Linked DNA regions of Homo sapiens: all the other regions are linked to region 5. A link is a contact called in ENCODE Hi-C or POLR2A ChIA-PET data. All regions are on one chromosome and are shown on one strand. Each heading gives the region's core, a stretch centred on a gene start or an enhancer-like site at or near the end of the contact. The rest is flanking DNA. Distances are from core to core; before and after follow the strand shown. Region 1 overlaps ACTN4 (actinin alpha 4). Region 2 overlaps SIPA1L3 (signal induced proliferation associated 1 like 3). Region 3 holds the start of ECH1 (enoyl-CoA hydratase 1). Region 4 overlaps SIPA1L3 (signal induced proliferation associated 1 like 3). Region 5 holds the start of FAM98C (family with sequence similarity 98 member C).

Region 1 (2,700 bases), core at 137-2,636, 260 kb before region 5:
CAATTCCCCTGCCTCAGCCTCCTGAGTAGCTGGGACTACAGGCGCGCACCACCATGCCCAGCTAATGTTTTGTATTTTAGTAGAGACGGGGTATCACCATGTTGGCCAGGATGGTCTCAAACTCCCGACCTCGTGATCTGTGCGCCTTGGCCTCCCAAAGTGCTGGGATTACAGGAGTGAGCCACTGCGCCTGGCCCTTCATCGTCCATCTTTTCTTTAAGGACAGGGTTGGGTTGGTTTTCTTTCTTGTTGTATCTCCAAGCCTAATATGGTATCTGGGTAAATGTCAGGTGGATTGAAGAGAAAGAATATTAACAAATCACAGGATCTAGGATCACAGGAAACTTACATGGCTCTCCTGTTTAATCTTCAAACTTCCTTCTAAAGCTGTTAGGATGTTAGGAGGGGCACAGGAAGGGGGGCACTCTAACTGTATCCTGATCCTGCATTAGCATTTCAGAGGCCGTTGGTTCCATCAAGAAACTGGACTGTGCAAAGCATGAAATGAGACACCACATTACAACCTCATCTGAGTAATCACCCAGGGTTTATTTGTAATTCTAAGGAACAGGCACCTCCAGAGACATAACTCCTTCCTTAACCAGGCCTGGCTCTTCTGACTGCCTTCCGCCGTATAAATAGGAAGCCAGCTTGCATATTTTGCATTAATGCCTTCACGCAGGGCTGCTTTGAGTTTATTTTTGTTGCTTTCATTTTAAGACTGTGTTTATACCTCTTAGACTTCCAGCCAGAGGAAAAATGACAAGATACAAACCTTGTCCTTTTTTCAGGGACGCTCCAGACGGTTCCTGGAGGCACATGGGAAGATTAGCGACTCAGAGATGCCAAGTCACTGGCATTGGGTAGTTCTCCAAAATGGTTTTTTTTTTTTTTTGGTGGAAGAAACAGATACATCAGACTAGTCCAGCGTCTCAGTTTCCACACTTCATAACAATGGGGCACCGTGCACCTAGTGTCTAACTTACCACGCTGCCTTTGGGCCACAAATTCCATACTGTAACAGCCAATTACCCAAAACACTAAATAGGGAATGGCTCAAAAAAGGCTGTCTCTGAAAAAGCAGCAGCATTTTGATGAGCAAAAATAGTAAGAGAGGATTTTTTAAACTTAGAAAAACGAGGAAAGTTGAACCCAGCTAAGAATATTTCTGAGACACCCCCCACCCCTTGTGATTTTTCTCCCGCTAGGATTTTCCCTTGACTCGCCTCTTTAGAGACTGCTAAACACACACACACATACACACACTCATTTTTTAATCCCACCAACTCTCCTCGCCCCAAGGCCAGAGGCTTGGCGGTGACAGCTTCGAACAATGACATCACCCTAGGTTTGCCTCCTTGGCAGGGTCACCAATACTGTTTGCAGTCAATTTCCTGTAAAGGCTCTTTAAGGCAGGAAACTAGTCCTGTGCCTTGAGTCCTCCCCCTGTTCTGAGCCATCGTGTCAGGTCAAAACAAAGACTTTTTGTGTTGTTGTTTTTTTCCCCTTTTAGGAAAACAAGACTTCCCTGCACTTTTAATGAGCACCTTAATTACAAGCTAAAGAATTAGATATATTTACGGATGACCTCATGCTCGCTGATAATTAGCAATTTGAAAGACCTGGCACATCCCTAGACTCAGTTCTTTCTCCTTCACCCCCTCCCCCAAGCATTCAGGTTAATTACTAAGCTTGACCTTCCAAAACAAAGTGGGTTGGGCCCAGTCAGTCCCTACCTCCCCCAGAGCTCCCCAGCACCGAGGGGCTTGTTCCTCCCTCCCACTAAGTCAAGAATGGAAACTGCCTTAGAGAGGGTTGATTAGCCTGGGATAATGATCTAGGAGGGGTGACAGATTTCTGGGGGCCCCACTCTAAGTGTTGACAAGTTTTAATTAATGCCCAGGCTAATTGAACCCTGGCACAGTCAAGGGGAAGAAAACTGCTCATCTCAGAGGCAAGAAGTGTTTGGATATGCACAGTCCCAGCCGTGATGGCGGGGAGGTGTCTCCGAGCGGGCTCCCACTGCGGACCTGTGTGTACTTCGTGTTCTCCTGGCACGTGGATCCCACAACTGGAGATGCAGCTGACTCAGGCAGTTACTTTCCATACATTTTCTTGTGCTAGAAGGGTGTCAACAGCCTGATCAGGAAAGCGCAAACCGGGTGGCCTTCCCTTAGGGTCCTGCCTCAGGCCAACAATGGGCAGCTCCTGAACAAGGCTGCACCGCCCCACCCCCAGCCCCCATCGGTTGTCACTCCGTTGTAACATTTTCCAAATTTGCTTCAGGCCTGCACCCTGTTAGGGGAGAGGCTGGGAGGCGGACATTCTCCTCATTCTTTTGCCTTATTAGGTTGTGGATTTGATTGCTTTTGGGGGGGACAGGGGCGAAGTTGAAGAATGGCATCAGGAAGTGACCCCAGGAAAGGGGGGGGCGCGGGAGGAAGGAGGAAAAGGGAATGGAGCAGCAGGCGTGAGAAGCACTGTTGGGAAGAGGCCTGGAAGGGGCAGGGCTCCTCCAAGCCCTCTAGAAAGTCCCACGTTCCAGGTCGGCAGCTGGGCACAGGCTCCTGTGCACCTCTTGGCCCCATCTGACAGCATTTCTGGGCAGTTATTTTTAGGGTTATCAGTGGGAAGCCCTTCCTGCTTCTACATCACACACCAACTGAAGAGAGGGCAGCCTGACTCCAGGCTGTGGGATGT
Region 2 (2,700 bases), core at 190-2,689, 400 kb after region 5:
CAAAGCAGAAAGACAGACTGAATATAAGAGAATGAATAACGCAGATCTAGAGGTGGGGAGTGAACAAGTGAGGAAGAGAATGCAGATACAGTGGCATGTGTGTCCTGGTTCCAATCCCAGCACCCAGCCCGCCCTTCCTCTATGGCAGGTTTTGCAACCAGCCTGCTAGTGTGAGCTCACCCCTCTTATTAGTGATTGGTTCGGGGAAGATCACATGACCAGTGCTAGTCCAATCAGACAGGAGCTCTGAGGTTTTGCATGATAGTTCGGGACAGATACCTTCTTTTTCTTTCAGGACAGGGATAAGGACACAAGCCTGAGCGGGTCCTGGCAGCTGGTGTGCAACTTTCAGGGGAGCCACGTTTGAGGATGACACTGACATCAGAGGGAACAATAAAGAGACAGAAGGAAAATGGGTCACTGGCAATAGCCCCAGGCTCCTGGACCAGCCAGCCCAGACATCTGCCCCACCTCTGGGCTTTCCAGTTGAATGAGCCAATCCTTTCCCCTAAAATTTATGTCTATTTGAGTTGGTGTTTTTGTTACTTGCAACCAAGTAACTGACTGGTCCTGAGGCTTTCTTCAGGTCTCTGGGCCGCCCCAGGAGCCTCTGGTTAAATGCCCACTTTTTGCCTAAATTGCTGCAGTACAGGAATTTGGCCAATGACTCAACTTGCCGAACTTGCCCACCGCCTCCCCAGCTCTAGAATGGGGATAATTATATACACTTGATTGAGCTGTTAAATGGATTAAAAGTGATTTAAAGACTGTCTAGCACACTGTAAATTCTCAACACGTTAGCAATTACTATTCGAAAGCACTGAAGGGTAGCTGAAAAGTCCCAATCCCAGTGAGCAATCAGCCACATCCCTCCCCTGTCTTGTTTGTAGTTCCTTTGTTCAGGTCAACAAGTCCCCTCCTCACAAACAGTCCCAGAGAACAGCTAACCCAGTTTCTGTCAGAAGGGTGGCAAATCTGGCCTGGGGGTGGGGGTGGGGGATGGATCTGAAATGAAAGAGATTTGACTCAACTTCCCGGTTGCTGGGTGGCGGAGGAAGCCCTCATGAGCTCATTTCTCTACCAAATACAAGCTGGGGTCTAAAGTTTCAAAACACAGGCTGGGGCACGCTGGCACAGTCCCGAGAGAGGACAAAGGAAAGAGGCGGGATGGAAGAGAAACCGCCACATGGCAGGTTCCACAACGAGCTCTCTCGGGAGGAGGCTCCTGGGCTGGATTCCAGCCACATCCGTTCTCTGGGCAGCTACGAGGCAGCAGGAAAAAGGGACCCTGCCACGTCTGTATTTACAGCTGGGAACTGGCGGTGGCACGGGAAACTCGGAAATAAACTCAAGTCAGGAAGTGAGAGGTGCAAGCTGCTTCCATAGCAACGCCCATCTGGGGATCCCTGCCCACAGCCGGAATCATTCAGAAGTGGGGCTTATCTAGAGACATACACCAAATTCACGTTTTCCATTTGCACCCAGAAAATGACACTTAAACTATACTTCCTTGGGGAGCCTCTGTGAATCTCCCTGTACTACAGCTTGAAAAATCCCATTCTTCTTCAGAGCACGCAGAACACAGTACTTATCCATATGGCTCTGCGGTTCTTGTGTTTTCTCCCTGGCTGTGGGCTCCACCAGGGAGGAGCTGTGCCTGCCTTGCTCATTGGTGCCTGGCCCAGAGTAGGGTCTTCAGTTGATGTTTACTGAATAAACTCTCCTGTTTTCAGTCTTATTTTTATTTTATCTTTTGAGATGGAATCTCACTCTGTTGCCCAGGCTGGAGTGTGTGAACTCGGCTCACTGCAACCTCCACCTCCTGGGTTCAAGCCATTCTCATGCCTCAGCTTCCCGAGTAGCTGAGACTACAGCAGCATGCCACCACGCCTGGCTAATTTTTTTGTATTTTTAGTAGAGATCGGGTTTCACCACATTGGCCAGGCTGGTCTCGAACTCCTGGCTTCAAGTGATCCACCTGTCTTGGCTCCCAAAGTGCTGGGATTACAGGCATGAGCCACTGTGCCCTGCCAGCACACCAGTGTTAACAGCAGCATTATTCACTATAGCCAAAAGGTAGAAGCATCCCAAGTGTCCATCAACAGATAAATAGATAAGCAAAATGTGAGATATATATATATACATATAAATTTTTTTTTTTTTTTTTTTTTTTTTTTGAGATGGAGTCTCGCTCTGTCACCAGGCTGGAGTGCAGTGGCGTGATCTCAGCTCACTGCAACCTCCGCCTCCCAGGTTCAAGCGATTCTCCTGCCTCCTGGGATTACAGGCGCACGCCACCACTCCCAGCTAATTTTTGTATTTTTAGTACCGACAGGGTTTCACCATGTTGGCCAGGATGGTCTCAATCTGTTGACCTTGTGATCCGCCCGCCTCAGACTCCCAAAGTGCTGGGATTACAGGTGTGAGCCACCGCACCTGGCCACAAAATGTGATATATACATATCATTATTATTTAGCCTTAAATATGAATTGGAATATTATTTAGCCTCATAAAGGAAGGAAATTCTGATATATACAACATGAATGAACCTTAAAGACATGATACTAAATAAAATATGCCAGCCACAAAAGGACAAATACCGGATGATTCCACTCATAGGAGACACTTACATTCGTCAATCTCATAGAGACAGAAAATAGAAAGGTGGCTTCCAGGGACTGGGGTCTTGGGGATGGAGA
Region 3 (2,700 bases), core at 131-2,630, 430 kb before region 5:
TTTTTTTGAGATGGAGTTTCGCTCTGTCCCCAGGCTGGAGTGCAGTGGCGCCATCTCGGCTCCCTGCGAGCTCCGCCTCCGGGGTTCACGCCATTCTCCAGCCTCAGCCTCCCCAGTAGCTGGGGCTACAGACGCCCGCCACCATGCCCGCTAAGTTTTTGTATTTTTTTAGTAGGGACGGGGTTTCACTGTGTTAGCTAGGTCAGGAGGTCGATCTCCTGACCTCGTGATCTGCCCGCCACGGCCTCCCAAAGTGCTGGGATTACAGGCGTGAGCCACCGCGCCCGGCCAGCAGTTTTACAGTACTTTTTATGCCTTTTGGTAGCTGGCTTTTCCCAAGGGAATTTCGGTTTTTTTGTTTTGTTTGTTTTTTTTAAGAACATGAACTTTTTTTTCTTCTTTTTTTTTTTTTTGAGATCTTGCTCTGTCGCCCAGGCTGGGGTACAGTGGTGCCATCTCTGCTCATTGCAACCTCCGCCTCCTGGGCTCAAGCCATTCTCTTCCCGCTAGGATTACAGGTGCCGGACACCGCACCCGGCTAATTTTTGTATTTTTAGTAGAGACGGGGTTTCGCCATGTTGACCAGGCTGCTGTTGAACTCCTGACCTCAGGTGATCCGCCTGCCTCGGCCTCCCAAAGTGCTTGTATTACAGGCGTGAGCCACTGCGCCAGGCTAAGAACATGAACTCTGGTGCCAGGTAATCCTGCTTTAGCCCTTCTGAAGCCCACCGACCTTGAACCTAGTGTCTTCCCGTGCCTGGGCCAGTTTCCTCTGCATATAGTAGGAAATAGTACGACCTCCTGGTGGGAGTTCATATTATACAGTCAGCGCTTAATGTTGGCCCGTCTGTACTCATTCCTTTACCTGAGTAAACTCACAGTACTGCAAGTTTTCTTTTATTTTTAGTTAACATGATATATACATGCATGATTACAAGCTCTGCTGCAATTATGTCCTTGGACATTTCAGCTGTCGCCTATTATTCCACCATTATGAAACAGCTGTGTGATGAACTTTAGCGGGAGCTGTTTGCTTTTCTGTTTTTTTTTTTGTTTGTTTGTTTTGTTTTTTTTAAGACGGAGTGTCGCTCGGTCGCCAGGCTGGAGAGCAATGGCGCGATCTCGGCTCACTGCAAACTCCGCCTCCCAGGTTCACGCCATTGCAGGAGCTATTTTCTTTGGCCAGGTTCCCACTGGGGCAAAGGGTCCATTTCTGAGCCTGGCTCTATGTAAGGCAACCGGAAATCGACTGCCCTTAGTAAAGATGGCGGAAAGAACGGCGTCATTGCCTGTCAGGTTGCGGCATCGGTGCCCTCGCTCAACATGGCGGCCTTCTGTGCCCGCCCCCTCCGCTAACGGGCACGTTACTCCGTCCGAACGCAGTAGACGAAGGCGGCGGCGATGGCGGCGGGGATAGTGGCTTCTCGCAGACTCCGCGACCTACTGACCCGGCGTGAGTCACCTCTTGCCTTATGGGGGTGCGTCGCGCTGTCGTGCTGTTATAGCAGATGTAGGACGGGGAGGGCTATCCGGGGTCACGAAGGGCCCGAGTCCCCTAAATTCAGGGGTGCGTGTGCTCCCTTTTGAAGGACTCCCTAATTCGATAGGCCTGTGTCTTGCAGTCTGGGGTCATCAAAGGCTGTTCCTTTCTCCCCAGGACTGACAGGCTCCAACTACCCGGGACTCAGTATTAGCCTTCGCCTCACTGGCTCCTCTGCACAAGAGGAGGCTTCCGGAGTAGCCCTCGGTGAAGCCCCAGACCACAGCTATGAGTCCCTTCGTGTGACGTCTGCGCAGAAACATGTTCTGCATGTCCAGCTCAACCGGCCCAACAAGAGGAATGCCATGAACAAGGTCTTCTGGAGGTCTGACCTGCAGATCCTGGAGGCCTGCCTGCGGGGGGAGGCGGGGCTGCGGGACTGGGTGAAAGTGGAACGTTGTGGGAAGATGGACATGAGGGCAGGGTATTCCCGCCCCATTTGTAACCCTTCACTCGTTGCTTCACAGAGAGATGGTAGAGTGCTTCAACAAGATTTCGAGAGACGCTGACTGTCGGGCGGTGGTGATCTCTGGTGCAGGAAAAATGTTCACTGCAGGTACCAGACGCTCTTCACACACCCTGCCAGCCTTCCTAGCTCCTGGCAATAGACAGTGGAGCAGTGCTTCTGAATTAGGGTTTTAAGCAGCTTCTGACTTACACACTTTTTTTTTTTTTTTTTGAGACGGGGTCTTGCTCTGTTGCCACGCTGGAGTGCAGTAGCGCAATCTCAGCTCACTGCAACCTCCACCTCCCGGGTTCAAGCAATTCTTCTGTCTGGGACTACAGGCGTGGGCCACCACACCCAGCTAATTTTTGTATTTTTAGTAGAGACGGGGTTTCACCATATTGGCCAGGATGGTCTCCATCTCCTGACGTTATGATCTGCCTGCCTCAGCCTCCCAAAGTGCTGGGATTATAGGCCTGAACCATTGCTCCTGGCCCCTAACTCACACTTTTATCTGTGTGTTTTTTTTTTTTTTTTTGGAGACAATATCTTTCTCTGTCACCCAGGCTGGAGTACAGTTGCCTAATCATAAATCACTGTAACCTCAAATACCTGAGGTCAAGCGATTCTCCCACCTCAGCCTGCCAAAATGCTGGGATTACAGGCAGGTGCCACCATGGCCAGCCCTATCATTTTTTTAAAAAAAGGCCTACTT
Region 4 (2,700 bases), core at 181-2,680, 350 kb after region 5:
TACTATTATTTCCATTTTATATTTATGGCAGCTCTGAGGCTCAGAGAGGTGAACTAACTTGCTGGGTTACATGGCAGGGTCAGGATTCAAACGCAGGTCACCGGCTCCAGAATTTGCCTTCCAATGCCTGTGCTGACTGGGCCTCTCTTGGAAAGGGGAGCCTGAATTAGGTTAACAGGGGCATGAAGAGGCACTCAGCCAGACTCACCATCAGAGCATTAAAACCCCGGAGACCCCACTTGACACCCTTCGGATTGGTGAAACTGGGAAGCAGGACAACAGCAAAGTGGCGAGAGGTATGGGGAAGCGGGACCCTCCTGTGCTCTCGGGGGAACGCGGGTCAGAGCAGCCTCATAGAGAGCTCAGGAGTTCAAGATCAGCCTGGCCAATGGAGCAAAACCCCAGTTCTACCAAAAGTACAAAAATTAGCTGGGTGTTGTGGCAGGTGCCTTAATCCCACCCCTGGGGAGAGAGAATGCCTATCTCCGGCTGCAACTGACTCCTGGGGGTAAGCCCCATGGGTTCCTAAGGCAAAGGTAGGCGGATGCTCACTTGAAGCATGGTTTGAAGTGGGGTGGAGCTAGGGGCAACCTGGATGCCCAACACCAGGGGACCAGACACGTGAGCCGTGGCAGATGTACAGCATGTACAACTGTTCAGCTGCCAGACGCCATACACTGGACACACATCCAGCAACGTGGCTAGATGGCGAACACATGCTATTTGGTGAAAACCAGAAGAAACCGAAAGAATGAGATACAGAGCTCCAAACCCCGGAAGCTGACTCTTTACTCAAACCTCAATATATATTTTGCAAGGATGTGTGCACAGCTACAGACACACCGGAAATATTTCAGACTGGGGGAAGGAATGAAAGGACCTATAGAGGATGAAGATGGAAAGAGAAACAAAAACCTTCCCAGTGACAAGGGAGGAGACACCCATTTTTTTTCCCCACCATCAGACAAGTAGTCTTTGGCAGCCAGACTCCACTTGCCCCCTGTCCACCCCCCGCTTTTTTTTTGAGATGGGGTCTCGCCCTGTCGCCCAGGCTGGAGTGCAGTGGCGCAATCTCAGCTCACTGCAACCTCCACCTCCTGGGTTCAAGCGATTCTCCTGCCTCAGCCTCACGATAGCTGGGACTACAGGTGTGCACTACCACACCCAGCTAATTTTTGTATTTTTAGTAGACACGGGGTTTCACCGTGTTAGCCAGGATGGTCTCTTGACCTCATGATCTGCCCGCCTCAGCCTCCCAAAGTGCTGGGATTACAGGTGTGAGCCACCGCGCCCAGCCTGCCCCCTTTTTTGGGTGTTAACTGAGGGTGGATGATGCAGGAGGCAGAAATTGGACGCAAGTCACTAAACTTCTTCAAAAGAAAACCACACTTCTTTGTTCTCAAATGCCACAAAATCTGTTGGGCCTGACACGATTTGCTAACTTAGGGAGGGGACTTGGTCAGGGACTGAGCTTGGCAGGCATTAATGGTTGTCTACTCAGTTTCCACTTCTGCTTTTTTCAGCTACTAGACAACAGAACCCAGTTGGTCAAGAGTGATCAGGATGTGGCATTCCTCTAGTAACTTGACCGGCCTGGTTGAGGGGCACGTGACCTCAGCTGGACCAGCTGTAGACTGAGGGGAACCACTTATAACCATCAGTGGGGTGTGTTCTCTCTCTCCTGATGCCTGTGGACAAGGGCAAGTGGCCCTGATTATCACTGGAAGCCATTCTGGAACCAAGAGGCATACAGAGGCCTTTGGAGGCTGAGAACCTGAGTCCCTGACAGACATGCTTGAGCTGCTGATCCTATCCACCTGGTGCCCATCCACCCCTGGGCTTCTAGAACACATCACATGTCTTAACCATTGGCCAGATGGTGCCAGGGTTGTTACTTGCAACTAAAAAGCATCCTGACTGAGAACCACAAAGCAGCCTGCTATCTTTTAATTGTTAAACAAGAGAAAATCTCTGTAGGAGGGAAATGGGGCATTAGAGGCATGAACAGGAAGGGCCAATTCATCCTAGTGTATGGGAAATGTTCACCCAGGCTGCATGTCCCCTGCCCACCCAGAGGCACACGCACGATTCTCTGTGCACGAGAGCTCAGGAAACCCTCTGCAGTGGGTCACTGTTTCCCTCACATCCTTTACCACAGTGGAGTTACCGCCGGTTTCCCATGTTGTATTTCTCCTGATGACGGCAGGGGGTTAATCCCCAGCTGACTGGAGCTGAGGATGAGAGACAGGACCAGAAAGCCCAGCCTGGCACTCCTGCAGCTGCTCTGTTCCTGAATCAAAGGTCGGACTTCAGGATCTGGACTGCCGCTGGGGTCTCTAAAATGACACGTGGTCCGAGGCCCTCCATGAGGAGACCTGGCTGGCTGCGGTGTCACATCCCTCCGTCAGCATCAAGGGAAAGATACCAGTGTGGCAGGGGCGGGCAAAGGAGCGTGCGCTCTGGGGTCAGCCCGGCCCGGGTTCAATCATCGCTCTACCCACAGATCGCCTGTGACTGCCTCTACTATAAAGTGAGTGGCAGGAGGGATCGAGGTCGAAGGAGGAAAAAATAACACAAACCTACCCAGTGAGACATTGTGTCACTGGCCATGTCGGTTCATTCATTCAACAAATATTTACTGAGCAGCTCTTTCGGGCCAGGTCCTGTTCTAGATGCTGGGGATATGGCAATGCACAAGAC
Region 5 (2,700 bases), core at 126-2,625:
ACACCTTGGGAGGCTGAGGTGGGAGGATCGCTTGAAGCCAGGAGTTGAAGACCAGACAGGGCAACATAGGGAGACCCCACCTCCACTTAAAAACAAAACAAAACAAAATCCTCCACCTTCTAGTCCCCCCCACCTAAAGCCTTCCAGAGTAAGCCCCACCTTGAGACCCTGTCCCCTCCTACGAATTCCACTCCTGCCCACTTTGAAACCTCAAGCCTTCCTCCTAATCCAACCCACTTGAGCTCCTAGGCCCTCCAATTAAAATTCTAACCCCGGGCCGGGCGTGGTGGGCTCACGCCTGTAATCCCAACACTTTGGGAGGCCGAGGTGGACAGATCACCTGGGGTCAGGAGTTCGAGACCTGCCTGGCTAACATGGTGAAACCCCGTTTCTACTAAAAATAGCCGAGTGTGGTGTCGCGCGCCTGTAATCCCAGCTACTCGGGAGGCTGAGGCAAGAGAATCACTTGAACCTGGGAGGTGGAGGTTGCAGTGAGCCGAGATCACGCCACTGCACTCCAGCTTGGGTAACAAGAGTGAAACTCCATCTCAAAAATAATAATAATAAAATAAATAAAAAATAAAACGAAATTCTACCCCCGCCCATTTTAGAGCGCTCTGCTTGCCCCAACATGCTCACCCCACCCACCTCGTACCCTCTGGGCCGCCCCAAAGTTCTGACCACACCCCTTGGGAACCTCGATTTCCCCTAAAAAGTCAGAGCCCGCCGCTCCGGAGGCCATGGCCTTGCCACTTCTGCATCCCGGGACTCACGCAGCAGGCGCAGTCCGGCACCGGGTTCCCGAAGCGCAGCCGCGCCATCCCCGCCGCAGAGCGCGCGATCCGGGCAGTGCAGCTCCCGCAGCAGGCTGCCGAGCTGCCGCAGAAAGTCCTCCTCCGCGCCAGGGCCTGCGAGGACAGGGGTGTCAGGGCTCGGTGGCCCCGTGGCGGCCCCCCTGCCACCCTCCCGCTCCGTGTTTACCGTCGCCGGCGCTCAGCACCTCCGCGCCCGCCTCTCGCTGCTGCTCGAGGGCGCCCAGCGTCGCCAGCTCCGCCGCCAGCCGCACGCACAGCCCCCTGAAGTCTGGGCATGAGGCGCCCCGCGACGCCGCCCCCGGGACACCTCCATACCTGTGGGGACCGAGGCAGCGGGAGGGGGCGGGGATGTCACTGGGAATCCCTTTTCGTCCGCGTCCAGGGGGCAGACCTGGCCTTCCTGCACCCACCAGCCTCACCGCACACCCTTTTACCCCAGAGCCAGCAGGTCCTGGGCCACCGCGGCCCCCTCCCACGCTTCCGCCTTCACCGCCTCCATGAAAGTGTGGTCTCGGCGCGCCCCCTGGCGGCCGGTGGCAGGCTCCGCCCCAAAAGCGCCGCGCGCACGAGCTCCCCGCAGCGTCCGGCGGCACTGACCAATCGGCATCTTCCCGCGCAGGGGCTTGGGTGCTCCCATTGGCGCAGGAGGACGCCGAACCCGCCCCGGGGCCCGCCCGCCCCGCCCCTCGGCTAACCTGTCGGGGTTGTAGGAACGCCCCCTGGAGCTGTAAATTGCAGTGCGTTCGGGATCTCCGCTGTCAAGACAAGCTGGCGGCGGGTGTCACTGTTGCGGCGACATAAAAACAACTTCGGTGCCATTTTCCTTTTCCTCCCTCAGTTGTCTTCTGCTGGTGTTTTGTTGGTTTGTTTTTGAGGCAGATTTCGCTCTATCGTTCAGGCTGGACTGCAGTGGCGCCATCGCGGCTCACTGCAGTCTCGACCTTCTGGGCTCAAGAGATCCTCCCGCCTCAGCCTCCCAGCTAAATTTTTAAAAATCAGTCAGCCTTGGTGGCTTACACCTAGTAGCTGGGACCACAGGCGCAGACCACCGCGCCTGGCTGATTTGTTTTTAATTTTTTTGTAGAGACAAGGTTTCCTCATGTTGCCCAGCCTGGTTTCCAACTGCTGGGTTCAAGCGATCCGCCTGCCTCGGCCTCCCAAAGTGCTGGAATTACAGGCGTGAGCCACTGCAACCGGCCAATTTTTTTTTTTTTTTAAAGTTTTGTAGAGGCCGGGCACGGTGGCTCACGCATGTAATCCCAGCACTTTGGGAGGCTGAGGTGGGTGGATCACTTGAGGTCAGGAGTTCGAGACCAGCCTGGGCACATGGTGAAACCTCATCTCTAATAAAAATACAAAAATTAGCCGGGCGTGGTGGCACACGCCTGTAGTCACCACTATTTGGGAGGCTGAGGCAGGAGAATTGCTTGAGCCCGGGAGACACAGACTGCAGTGAGCCAAGATCGCGCCACTGCACTCCAGCCTGGGGACAGAGCAAGACTCCGTGTCAAAAAAGAAATAAAGTTTTGTAGAGAGGGGTCTAGCTATGTCGCCCAGGTTTGCCTCTAACTCCAGTGTTCAAGCAATCCTTCCCTCTCAGCCTTCCAAAGCTTGGGATTACAGGCTTGAGCCAGTGTTCCTGGCCCTGTCCTCTGCTCTTAAAGCAGCCCAGACGGAGTGGTGTTCACCCAACTCTGCCTAAAATCCAAAACTTCCTCCCTCCTTTCCACCTCAGGGTTTGAATTACATAAGGGACCCAGGAATCCCAGCACACCCCTCACACACCAGGCCCTCCTCATCGATCACGATGTGCCTGTTAGGCCTTCACTCCTCTCCCTCTTAGGCCTTGGAGTGAGCAGGTGCAATGCACCATAGTGGTTAAGAG

The links. A loop is a pair of places that touch in the nucleus more often than their neighbours do. ChIA-PET counts read pairs that join two places held with the same protein, here RNA polymerase II (POLR2A). Pooled maps may share reads with other maps.
Region 1: a pooled map shows a loop between it and region 5 (3-fold over the local background). The contact joins the enhancer-like site here to the promoter of FAM98C in region 5. A Hi-C loop is called at or near these places in 2 of 50 pooled maps. POLR2A ChIA-PET finds 5 or more read pairs at or near these places in 6 of 52 experiments (CD4-positive, alpha-beta T cell, CD4-positive, alpha-beta memory T cell, CD8-positive, alpha-beta T cell and 3 more).
Region 2: a pooled map shows a loop between it and region 5 (2.7-fold over the local background). The contact joins the enhancer-like site here to the promoter of FAM98C in region 5. A Hi-C loop is called at or near these places in 1 of 50 pooled maps. POLR2A ChIA-PET finds 5 or more read pairs at or near these places in 4 of 52 experiments (A549, A673, BJ and 1 more).
Region 3: a loop to region 5 is called in a map of dorsolateral prefrontal cortex, with 4 times the contacts of the local background. The contact joins the promoter of ECH1 here to the promoter of FAM98C in region 5. A Hi-C loop is called at or near these places in 3 of 168 maps with a recorded cell type or tissue (PC-9, dorsolateral prefrontal cortex and naive thymus-derived CD4-positive, alpha-beta T cell), 6 of 37 single-sample maps with no recorded cell type and 15 of 50 pooled maps. POLR2A ChIA-PET finds 5 or more read pairs at or near these places in 17 of 52 experiments (A549, BJ, CD4-positive, alpha-beta T cell and 13 more).
Region 4: a map with no recorded cell type shows a loop between it and region 5 (4-fold over the local background). The contact joins the enhancer-like site here to the promoter of FAM98C in region 5. A Hi-C loop is called at or near these places in 1 of 37 single-sample maps with no recorded cell type and 2 of 50 pooled maps. POLR2A ChIA-PET finds 5 or more read pairs at or near these places in 2 of 52 experiments (B cell and CD4-positive, alpha-beta T cell).

What each region holds. Positions count from the first base shown.
Region 1 is chr19:38,665,902-38,668,601 of GRCh38, reverse strand. The region is part of intron 1 of ACTN4 (actinin alpha 4); the gene reads right to left. Among named protein-coding and RNA genes, the nearest start is that of ACTN4, 20 kb to the right of the region's middle. RefSeq lists enhancers at 526-605, 1,444-2,133, 2,199-2,493, 2,134-2,700 and silencers at 1,579-1,873, 2,199-2,493. Within about 2 kb of position 1,386, at least 35 of the 41 ENCODE cell types and tissues checked have a DNase peak (open chromatin) inside an H3K27ac peak, as active enhancers do; they include CD4-positive, alpha-beta T cell and CD8-positive, alpha-beta T cell, where a contact is called at or near this core.
Region 2 is chr19:38,002,195-38,004,894 of GRCh38, reverse strand. The region is part of intron 1 of SIPA1L3 (signal induced proliferation associated 1 like 3); the gene reads right to left. Among named protein-coding and RNA genes, the nearest start is that of SIPA1L3, 96 kb to the right of the region's middle. RefSeq lists enhancers at 357-476, 883-1,414. Within about 2 kb of position 1,439, at least 36 of the 41 ENCODE cell types and tissues checked have a DNase peak (open chromatin) inside an H3K27ac peak, as active enhancers do; they include A673, where a contact is called at or near this core.
Region 3 is chr19:38,830,474-38,833,173 of GRCh38, reverse strand. It overlaps ECH1 (enoyl-CoA hydratase 1), which reads left to right and starts at 1,380. Exons shown (of 10, transcript NM_001398.3): 1 at 1,380-1,453; 2 at 1,658-1,865; 3 at 2,008-2,096. The coding sequence starts at 1,402. The region is part of intron 1 of LOC124904712 (a long non-coding RNA gene); the gene reads right to left. RefSeq lists an enhancer at 1,332-1,481.
Region 4 is chr19:38,047,406-38,050,105 of GRCh38, reverse strand. The region is part of intron 2 of SIPA1L3 (signal induced proliferation associated 1 like 3); the gene reads right to left. Among named protein-coding and RNA genes, the nearest start is that of SNORD152, 110 kb to the left of the region's middle. RefSeq lists enhancers at 486-1,015, 1,669-2,417. Within about 2 kb of position 1,430, at least 13 of the 41 ENCODE cell types and tissues checked have a DNase peak (open chromatin) inside an H3K27ac peak, as active enhancers do; they include B cell and CD4-positive, alpha-beta T cell, where a contact is called at or near this core.
Region 5 is chr19:38,401,768-38,404,467 of GRCh38, reverse strand. FAM98C (family with sequence similarity 98 member C) reads right to left here and starts at 1,375. Exons shown (of 8, transcript NM_174905.4): 1 at 1,250-1,375; 2 at 982-1,130; 3 at 774-908. The coding sequence starts at 1,314. RefSeq lists silencers at 869-1,068, 1,259-1,588.